3 separate regions of the Homo sapiens genome follow, and all the other regions are linked to region 1. A link is a contact called in ENCODE Hi-C data. All regions are on one chromosome and are shown on one strand. The core of a region is the stretch at or near the end of the contact, and the rest is flanking DNA. Distances in the headings are between cores, read along the strand shown.

What was found. A loop is a pair of places that touch in the nucleus more often than their neighbours do. Pooled maps may share reads with other maps.
Region 2: a loop to region 1 is called in a pooled map, with 13 times the contacts of the local background. The contact joins the promoter of POT1 here to the promoter of FAM3C in region 1. A Hi-C loop is called at or near these places in 10 of 50 pooled maps.
Region 3: a loop to region 1 is called in a map of naive thymus-derived CD4-positive, alpha-beta T cell, with 11 times the contacts of the local background. The contact joins the promoter of ST7 here to the promoter of FAM3C in region 1. A Hi-C loop is called at or near these places in 1 of 168 maps with a recorded cell type or tissue (naive thymus-derived CD4-positive, alpha-beta T cell), 1 of 37 single-sample maps with no recorded cell type and 6 of 50 pooled maps.

Annotation. Positions count from the first base shown.
Region 1 is chr7:121,394,648-121,397,801 of GRCh38, forward strand. FAM3C (FAM3 metabolism regulating signaling molecule C) reads right to left here and starts at 1,661. Exons shown (of 10, transcript NM_014888.3): 1 at 1,515-1,661. RefSeq lists enhancers at 698-1,283, 1,284-1,868 and silencers at 1,096-1,925, 1,966-2,025.
Region 2 is chr7:124,928,287-124,931,292 of GRCh38, forward strand. It overlaps POT1 (protection of telomeres 1), which reads right to left and starts at 1,539. Exons shown (of 19, transcript NM_015450.3): 1 at 1,508-1,539; 2 at 529-713. It overlaps POT1-AS1 (POT1 antisense RNA 1), which reads left to right and starts at 1,587. Exons shown (of 8, transcript NR_125719.1): 1 at 1,587-1,730. RefSeq lists enhancers at 1,475-1,774, 1,529-1,823.
Region 3 is chr7:116,951,681-116,954,790 of GRCh38, forward strand. ST7 (suppression of tumorigenicity 7) reads left to right here and starts at 1,821. Exons shown (of 16, transcript NM_001369598.1): 1 at 1,821-2,011. The coding sequence starts at 1,861. ST7-AS1 (ST7 antisense RNA 1) reads right to left here and starts at 2,654. Exons shown (of 1, transcript NR_002330.1): 1 at 766-2,654. It overlaps ST7-OT4 (ST7 overlapping transcript 4), which reads left to right and starts at 2,168. Exons shown (of 5, transcript NR_002329.2): 1 at 2,168-2,429; 2 at 2,781-2,999. RefSeq lists enhancers at 1,367-1,476, 1,892-2,815 and silencers at 1,737-1,806, 2,017-2,216, 2,277-2,576.

The DNA.
Region 1 (3,154 bases), core at 411-2,910:
AGAAAACATTACAAGAATCTGTGAAACAAAGCTTCTAATACCTGTATAAAACTGAAAACCTTGTGACTTTATTGGTAAACAGCCAAGAAACACAAGAGACTACTAGTAGCCTCTAGAAAGAGGTACAGGTCGATGAAGTGACCAAAACCGGATGCTGATTTGCTGATTCTGCCAATTTCTTGTTAAATGGCTTTCAGTAAGTGATTAACTTTTATTTTCTAAATTCAATAGAGATCTGCTGGTACTCTGTAAGATACTGTATGACTAATAGTAACGGTTCCCAAGACTTAAGAAAACGTAACTGCAAATTGGCCACAAGTCCAAGGGGTCGGGGCCTCTGCTATCAGCATTGACCTTTACTCTCGGGAGTTCATATTTCCATCTGTAAAACTAGAAAAGATAAAGGGACTTATTCACTGAGCTGTTGTGAGAATAAATGAGCACACGAAACCATTTGGCAGTGCCTAGTACACAGTAAGCAATCTAATATTATTTATGTCATTGTATCCATATATATATGGATACATACATATATATGGATACATGGATACATACATATATACGGATACATACATATATATGGATACATACATACATATATATGGATACATACATATATATGGATACATACATATATATGGATACATACATATATATGGATACATACATACATATATATATATGGATACATACACCTGGCTAATTTTTTTATTTTTTAGTAGAGACGAGGTTTCACCATGTTGGCCAAAAAGAAACAAAGGAAAAGTCCTATCAATTAGATAGCAGTTCTATATTACAGGCAATAATATTTTTTCTTAAAAAAAAAAAAGGTAGAGGATGATGGAAACCGCTCCTCCCACAAGTAAAACAGCTGGAGCTCTCAATCTCAAATTGCCAATCCGTCACTCACATATTCAGATCTAGGGCCACTAATCATCATCCGTGGTCCCGAGCTGTGAGAGCAGTAGCAAACAAATAGGAAGAAAAAGAAGAGACACCAAACATCAAAGGGCTGGATAGCTTGTAAAAAACCAAAAGTACCTCTAGTATAGGCGACACTAAAACTTTACAAGTGAGTCAAAACGGCCCCCTATGGAGTTGGAATGCAACACCCAACTCCGTCCCCACCTCTCGGAGCTCTCAGCCTACACGCTGCAGGGGCGCGAGCCACAGCCAACCTGGGGAAGATGCGACCCAGGTGCCCGCCCCAGGCCGGGGCGCCGAGTGCCAGCGCCAGGTGCAGACGCCGCCCCGTCTCCGCGGAGCCCGGGGATGCCCACGCCGGGGCGGCGGCCGGGAACCCCGGCCAGCGGCTCTCCGGGACCCCAGTCCCGCCTGCGCCCTCTCCAACGTCCGGACACGCCGTGACAACGCGGCCGGGCCCGGGGCCCGCCCCCGGCCGGTGACCGCAGTGCGCGGAGGCTGAAGTCGTAGGTGGGCGTCTGGCTTCCCCGGCCTCCTCCATCCCTCCCCGAACCTGAGCCCCGGCTCCGTCCGCCTCCCAGCCGTCTCACCGGCCTCCCGCCCGCCTCTCCGCCGCGCGCGCCCGCCTTCCGGCCTCCCAGCGCTCAGTCCTGCCGGAGGCCGACGGGAGCCGCCGCCTCCAGCTCGCGCCTCCGCTTCCTCTCGGACTCCTCCGGCTGCCCCTCACCCCGGCAAGTGGCCAGGAGAAAGCCAGCTCGCCGCTGGGCCTCCTCCCACGCTTCCCGGCCGCGACCAATGGGCCCCCGCCGCCGGGAAGCCGCGCCCGCCCCCTGGCGGTGGAGGACCAAGCGGGCGCCCGGGCCGGCCAGAGGGAAGGGCCGGAGAGCGGAGGGAGGGGTCTGCGGTCCCGCCCACCGCCCCCGGCCAGGCGCTGCACAATCTGAACTTGCCACGTGGGAGCTGCCGCCGCCGCAGCGGCCCTGCGCCGGGTGGCACTACGGGAGGGAGAAAAATGTGTCACCGCCGTCTCCCCACCGTTTACACGCACAAAATCCCAGCCTCAAGGGCAGAACATTTTAAATGACCCACCCATCCTAGAGATGCGCCAGTTAGGTCATCTTATATATCTTGAGATAGCTGAGATGGTCAGATCAACCAAGGACCTTGGGTTATTTGCCGTTTGACTTCTTGAACCCTAGGAAACTGATTCTGAAAATCCTACTGTCCAGCGTCATTAGAATTCTGATCACCTTTAATGCACCACCCAAGAAGAACAGTAGTCCTTGCATTTTCCAAGTCACGTTTATTTTTTAAATTATAAGATACACAATCGTTAGAAATATTTTTTCTCAGGAGATTTCCTACAATTGTGTTGATAATTGGGAAGTTAATCCAAATCTTACTACATAAGACCTTAGAATGCAAAATTATTTCATAATTCAGATCCATATTCTAAAATAATGAATAACTGTTACCTAGTATTTGACAGAATATTGGGATCATCAGTGGTTGCAGAAATTAAATTGCATTTAAAAATAGGGTTTGACTATAGTGTGTTAATATAGAATTAATAATCTACCAAATTTTAGCTTTCCTCCAAAAATATAAAACACACAAACTAATAGTAACTATGAATTCTGGAGTTTGTGATCCGTGATCAGGGGAGAAAGCATGAAATGAATTCTCATTGTCTTCCATGTGCCAATATTATGCTATTTGTGTATTACTTAAATCAAAAAACTAAGACTCCAAAACTGAGTTTAAATATCTTGCTCAAAAATACAAGATAGTAAGTTATGAAGCTGGAATTCCGGCCTAGCTTCATGTAGCTCCAAATAAACAAAAAGGCACTTTGCTTATTATAGTACCAAAAAATCATAACACTTACTGTACACATGCCTCTCCTAGACTGCTATGTCTCACTGAAAGAGTTTATGAAGCCTCTTGAGTAGGGAGGTCACGGTGTATTTCTGAAAGAGCAATCTGCTCTGTAACCGAGCCAACCAGATTGGAAATTACATGTGACATATTCTTATAGCACCACACCTGAAACAATTCCTGTGCATAAAGTTTAATGTGTTAGTAGCCTATTCTCCACTGACCATAAGATATAGCTTAGAACCCTTTGGTAGGTAATGAAATTAATAACAATGGGTCACAACCAACATTTTGTTGCTGTTGATTCACTGAAAAATAGAAAAAAAAAACAGTTCAAAGCATAAATTCAGGA
Region 2 (3,006 bases), core at 289-2,788, 3.5 Mb after region 1:
CTCAAAGTAAATCATGTCTTTCTCCTGCTAAAACCTACTAAAGACTTCCCATAGCTTTTAGAGTAATATCCAAATTCCTCAACATGCACATAAGGACTGCTTTTTACCTCAAAGGAAGGTACAGCACAGTCTGTTATCCCGTAAGTTCCAGCTCAACTTTCGTGATCTGTCAGAACCAAAAGCTCTCTCATGTTCACACATCACAATGCTAATATCACACCTATTAATTTTAATTGGAGATCAGGTGATTGATCTGTCAGACCCCACAGAAATGTGATTATCTTTAGTTCCGGGACTATATTTATTCATCTTTGTACCTCAGAAACTTACTCCAATGTTTCACACACGAATTTGATAATTGTTCGCTAAATAAGTACTGAATAAGAATAACTTATTGAAATATTCAATCTCAAATGTTATGACAAAGATAAAAACCATACCTAAACCAGTTCTCATAAATAAACTCAACACTTAAAAACTGCATTCCTTTTAGTAGGAAAAAGCATTCTGAGTTATAGAAATTCTTACCTGAATATATTTCTTGCTATAATTGTAACCTGGCTGTAGGGATCCGAAATCTACTTTATGTAATTTACTCAGCGGCTGAACTTCAGGCACCCCATTGACTTCCTTTATTAATTCAAGTGGCATATCAGTTCTGCTTCACACTGATGTCCAAAGCAAATTCAACTAGGGAATCTGACAACTTGCTGCTGAAAATACAAAACCAGTGTTTTACCCAAAATGAAGTCAATAATTTGCTTTAAGTCTCTTTGACTTAGTTATGCTTTTCCTTATTATAGTTAACACGGTTCGGGGTTGGGGGGTGACAGGAGGATGGATTATTTTACAATTTTATTGCAAAGATCAATACAAAACATTCTTCCAAGGAACTGAAACTTAACCATTTTCTACTTAGCTGCGTAAAGTACCTCCAAAAAGCCAGTTTTAAGATCTGTAACGTCACTAACAAACGCTTTTAACATTGTGCTTTAAAATGTAAAATTTATTGGGGAAGAGGGAGGCTGAAAAATCGTGTTTTTTTTTAACCCCCACGGGAGCTGTAATATTGTATAGACAAACTGTGCACCAAAAGCATCGTACTCCAACATGTTTCTGTGGCCCCCTCCCTTCACCCGCTAAATAAATGAAGAAACAAAAATTACTGAACTGAGATTAACTTCTGCATCGTAGGCTCAACCTTATTTCACAGACCTCTTGACGGGGACACTCACTAGTGTCGATATCTAATTTTAATGTTTGCGCACCAACCTTCCCCCAAGCCACCTGAGCTCTGTGAGGGCGGGGACTTGGACTTAACTCCTGTCTGCTTCTCCCAAAACACCAAGAAAGATGCTGAACACAGCAGGCTCGAGATAAACACTCGTAAGAAAGCGTTTCTCTGCGATAATTACATCAAATTTTGATCTAAACTAATTCAATCCCGGGCCCGTTACGTCTGGCACCCACTCAAATGAACACACCAAACCTTACAAATTTCACTCACCCGTACTCTAGAAAGAACCCTAGGAAGAGTTTAGGCGGGCGCGCAGGTGACGTCACACGCACGCTGACGGTTCAGCTCCACGCATGCGTGCAGGATCCCTGGGCATAGTCGCTTGTTCTCCGCCCGCGGTGGACCAGCTGCGTAACGGTTCACACACTGATGGCGCCTGGAGGTTTGGCGAAATACTGACAGGATGCGACGTCAACGGGAGCGCAGGGCCAAGGTACAGGCCCCGCCCAGTCCGGTCACATCCCCCGGAATTCTCGCAGCTCCCCTTAGCTCCGCCCCCAGTGACTTTCCAGCTTTCGTGGCGGGAGGCAAGCTTAGGGGAAGCGGGCGGGTCCGCTGGGCGGGATTTGAGCTTCCCTTTGGTAGATTCGAAGCTCCTGTAGGCAGAGCCTTTCTTTTAATGTCCAGTTCTCTTCCTCCAAGAAATAGGCACCTACTGCAGTCTTTACAAGGAAGCATTTACAAGGATAACAATGTTATTTGGGAGTTTTTATAGTAATTTCGGGCATTGGCATAATGCCACCATTGAGTCTTGCTATTTACAGACAGATTTGATTAACCTTGTCATTGTTTTATAGGGCCATGATTTTGTGGTATAATTAATATTTATTATAATTTATTTTATAGGTTTATTATAGTTTATTTAATATTTATTATAACTTATAATTGATAAATATTATAATTTATCATTTATAATGATAAATTGTTAAACATGAATTCTCTGCTAATTCCAGATATATGCCTTCAATCATTTAAGTGAAATCATCCTAGTGTGAAACTAAATGTAATAAAGAATTACATGAATATTTCCAAGGCTAATTTGAACTAAAATATCTTCTTTATATACATATTTGCAGGAGGATATAGCTAACTTTTTTTTTTTTTTTGAGACGGAATCTCGCTCTGTCACCAGGCTGGAGTGCAATGGCGCAATCTCGGCTAACTGCAACCCCCACCTCCCGGGTTCAAGCAATTCTTCTGCCTCAGCCTCCCTAGTAGCTGGGATTACAGGCGCAGGCCACCATGCCTGGCTAATTTTTGTATTTGTTTAGTAGAGACGGGGTTTCCCATTTTGGCCAGGCTGGTCTCGAACTCCTGACCTTGTGATCCGCCCACCTTGGCCTCCCAAAGTGCTGGGATTACAGACATGAGCCACTGTGCCCAGCCAGCTATGTTTGAAGTGCCTTTTTAATCAACAGGAAGCATTCAGTATTAGCCCATCTCCTGTTTCCCCTCCCCATCCCTGTAGTTATATCCCACGCAGAAGCCGGGGTGACAAGTGCATGAACTCAGGAGCTGTCCATTTGAGGAAAACTATAGGGAAGGTTTAGATGCTATCCTCCTTCCATCTCTGGCTGCATCCGGCTGAGAAATACTATTCCTCCTTTTTATGTGAAGCCCTCCACATGGGCTTTGGACCCTGACCAATTTCATCTCCCTTCCATCATCATCAATATATTTTCTCTTAATGTATTTTAAGCTTTCCTTCT
Region 3 (3,110 bases), core at 571-3,070, 4.4 Mb before region 1:
TTCACTCCAGCCTCTGAATGGTTGTTGTCCACAACTAATCAGACTGTGGGCGAGTCTTCGTTTGCATAGAAGCATAACTTCATTAAGTACATCCCAGCCTCTGATTGGTTGTTTTTTGCAACCAATCAGATGTTTGCACAGGAGTGTTACCTTTGTATCTTCATTTCAGCCTCTGGTTGGCTGCTTTCTGCAACCAGTCAGACTGATTGCGGGCTACCACTTCATTTACGTGAGATGAGCATGAGTTGCCAAAGGGAAACTTCTTGGGGGTATTTGGACCCAAGAAGATTCTGTATTCGGCCTTTGAGCCGCTGCTCCGCCCGCTCCCACAATGTAGAGTGTACTTTCGTTTTCAATAAATCCCTGCTTTCGTTCTTTTGTCGCTTCTCTGGGTGTTTTGTCCAATTCTTTGTTCAAAACGCCAAGAACCTGGACAACCTGCAGTCACGATCCTTTACTGGTGACAATATTGTTTTATTTTACTGAGATTCCATGTATCAGTGTTAGACACAAAAATCATTTGGTCATGTGCTGCCATAAATAACTATAAAGAAAGTCTATGTGTGCCAATTTCACTTATTCTGGCCTGGATCTCACTGTAGTAGATCAAATGTGAGGAAGAAACAGTAGCCGAGAGAGGCTGGAATTAGTAAAAATTTAAGAGTAGTTCCATCCATTATGTATGCCGTAATAGGCCCTATATGTGAAAAGTTAAAGGAGCTTATTTAATTATGAAGGAAACTATTATACAAGTAAGCAAAACAATTTATAATAAAATATTCTTTATGCTCAGAATTTTAAAAATAGATGTAGACTGGAAAACCTGCAATTTCCTCATTACCATCTAATACATAGAAAGTCAAATCACTTACGGACAGAAACAGACTTGAAAATTTCAGCTGAGAAAACATTTTAGAATAAAAGAAACATTTTATTCAGCACAGTCAAAACAAAACAAAAACAACAAAACAATGTTTAAAATGGACTTTCTGTTAGAGGTGGCCGTTTCACAGTCAAAATTATCCCAGAGAATTGTTTATATTAAAAACAGGCTGAGAATAGTTTGACCTCTGATCACCAAAAAACCTGGAGGATAAACATTCATCTGTCAAGATTTCTCTGGAAAATCCCTGCGCTGCTTCAAAGAGACAGAACAAAGGTAAATAGCATCTGCCACCCAAATCTTGCTGAATAGAGTGATTTATCTTCAGGCCTACTAGCCGGCGACAGGAGCGCACCTCCTCCCTTCTCCTAGCTGTCCCGGGTTTATTCATTCCCTGAGCCTGAATCCTGATAAGGGAGCAGAGTAGGGTTTAAGACCTCGGACCCCAGAATACACCACTGCAATTGAATTTTGGTTCCACCTTAAGGTAAACTACGCAGCTGCTGTGAGCCTCAGTTTCCCTACCTATAGAAAGAGGATCGTAGTGGGGAATTGTTGCAGGGGTTAAATGAGATTGTACGGATCGTGGAGCAGCGCCTGGCGTGTGGTAAACGCTCAACTTATGCGGGTTGTAACTGCCTGAGGCGTTTCCTTCGGCGCGCCACTTGGCCTTCTCTTTCTAAATATTAGCATAATAAATATAAATGGACCCAGAACGCGAGGGGGCAGGGGCCACGTGATCGCTCCACGAAAGCCACTTGTAGGGACCTTTAGAGAGTTAGCAATAAGGCTGGAGAAGGAAAAGCCGGCGCGCCCGCGGCCCGCGCGATTTCCCGCCGAGCCCGCGTCCCCGGCGGCGGGCGGGCTCCGGGGGCGCCCGGGCCGCGGCGGCGGCGGCGGCGCGAGCTGCGCCTCCGGGCCGGTGAATCATCCCGGCAGACACCAAGAGCCGCGGCAGCAGAGAGGAGCGCTGAAACATGGCTGAAGCGGCCACGGGCTTTCTGGAGCAGCTCAAGTCCTGCATAGTTTGGTCTTGGACGTATCTGTGGACCGTGTGGTTCTTCATCGTGCTATTCCTGGTCTACATCCTGCGGGTGCCTTTGAAAATCAACGACAACTTGAGCACAGGTAAGGCCTGGGAGCCGGGCCCGCGGCGCCCACCCCTCCCCCGCCCCGGAAAGTTAGTGCAACTCGCGCGGGGCCGCGGCCAGGCGCGCGCTCGGGGACGCGCCGGGGCCCGCGCACCGGAGGCCCGCGGCTACCCGCCAGCAACGCGGCGGCTTAGGCGGCGGGGCCGGGCAGCTGGGCGCGCGGGGGCGGCCGGTGGCCTTCACGGCCCCGCGGAGGAAGAGCTGCGCCGCGCACAGCCCGCAAGGCGGGCCGGGCCGGGCCGGCAGCCGCCCTGCTGCGTCGCTGGTGGTCGGGAGACGGAGAAGAACGGGTGTCGCGGGCGAAGGAGTTCCCAGGACACCCCCTCGGGTGTCTGCGCCGGAACTCCGAGGGTTCCCCGGAGTTAGACCGAGTCCTTCCTCACGCCCTCCCGGCTGTGGGTGCCAAGCGGCCGAAGTGTGGTCGGGGAGGCGCCCTCCCGCCCGGCCGCGGAGGCCCGAGGGCGGCTGCCGGAGGGTGCTCGGCGGCGAAGCCCCCTGACCCGGCCGGGCTGTCCGGGCGGCGCCCTCCGTGGCCCGGAGTTGCGTCTTGCCGGGCGTGGGGCTGTCTCTCTGGTTGGGTAGTGGGGAGAGGGGTTCCCGAAGGCACTCTTGGGAGTGTATGGATGACGTGTCAGGTCACCAAATGGATTGTCGAAGGGACCGGAGGGAAGAGGGGAGAGCTGGAATTTCTGAGGGTTTCGGTTGCAGTTTTCAGTGATCTTTGCTCGTCTCCCTTCCCTGTAAAGCTACATATGCTCAGCAAGTGCCGCGTGCCTCCCATCCTTGGTCGGTGGTAAATGCAGGAGGTAATTAACAGGATCTTCACAAACTTGGAGCCAGCCCACTGAGTCGTTAAAAAAACACCCGCAAAGAAAACACACGAGCCTTAACACTCCAGAGAGTTCCGAAACACAAAGTAAATTTCGAGCTAAGGGTTACAGTCCTTTAAATCTGGAAATTTCAAGGTAGAGTGTTTTTGTTTTTGTTTTAAATTTTAATTTCACAGTACTGGGAAATTCTTACAGTCCTGAAGATATATACATATGTACACATATATATCTTCCCTTGTTAATCTC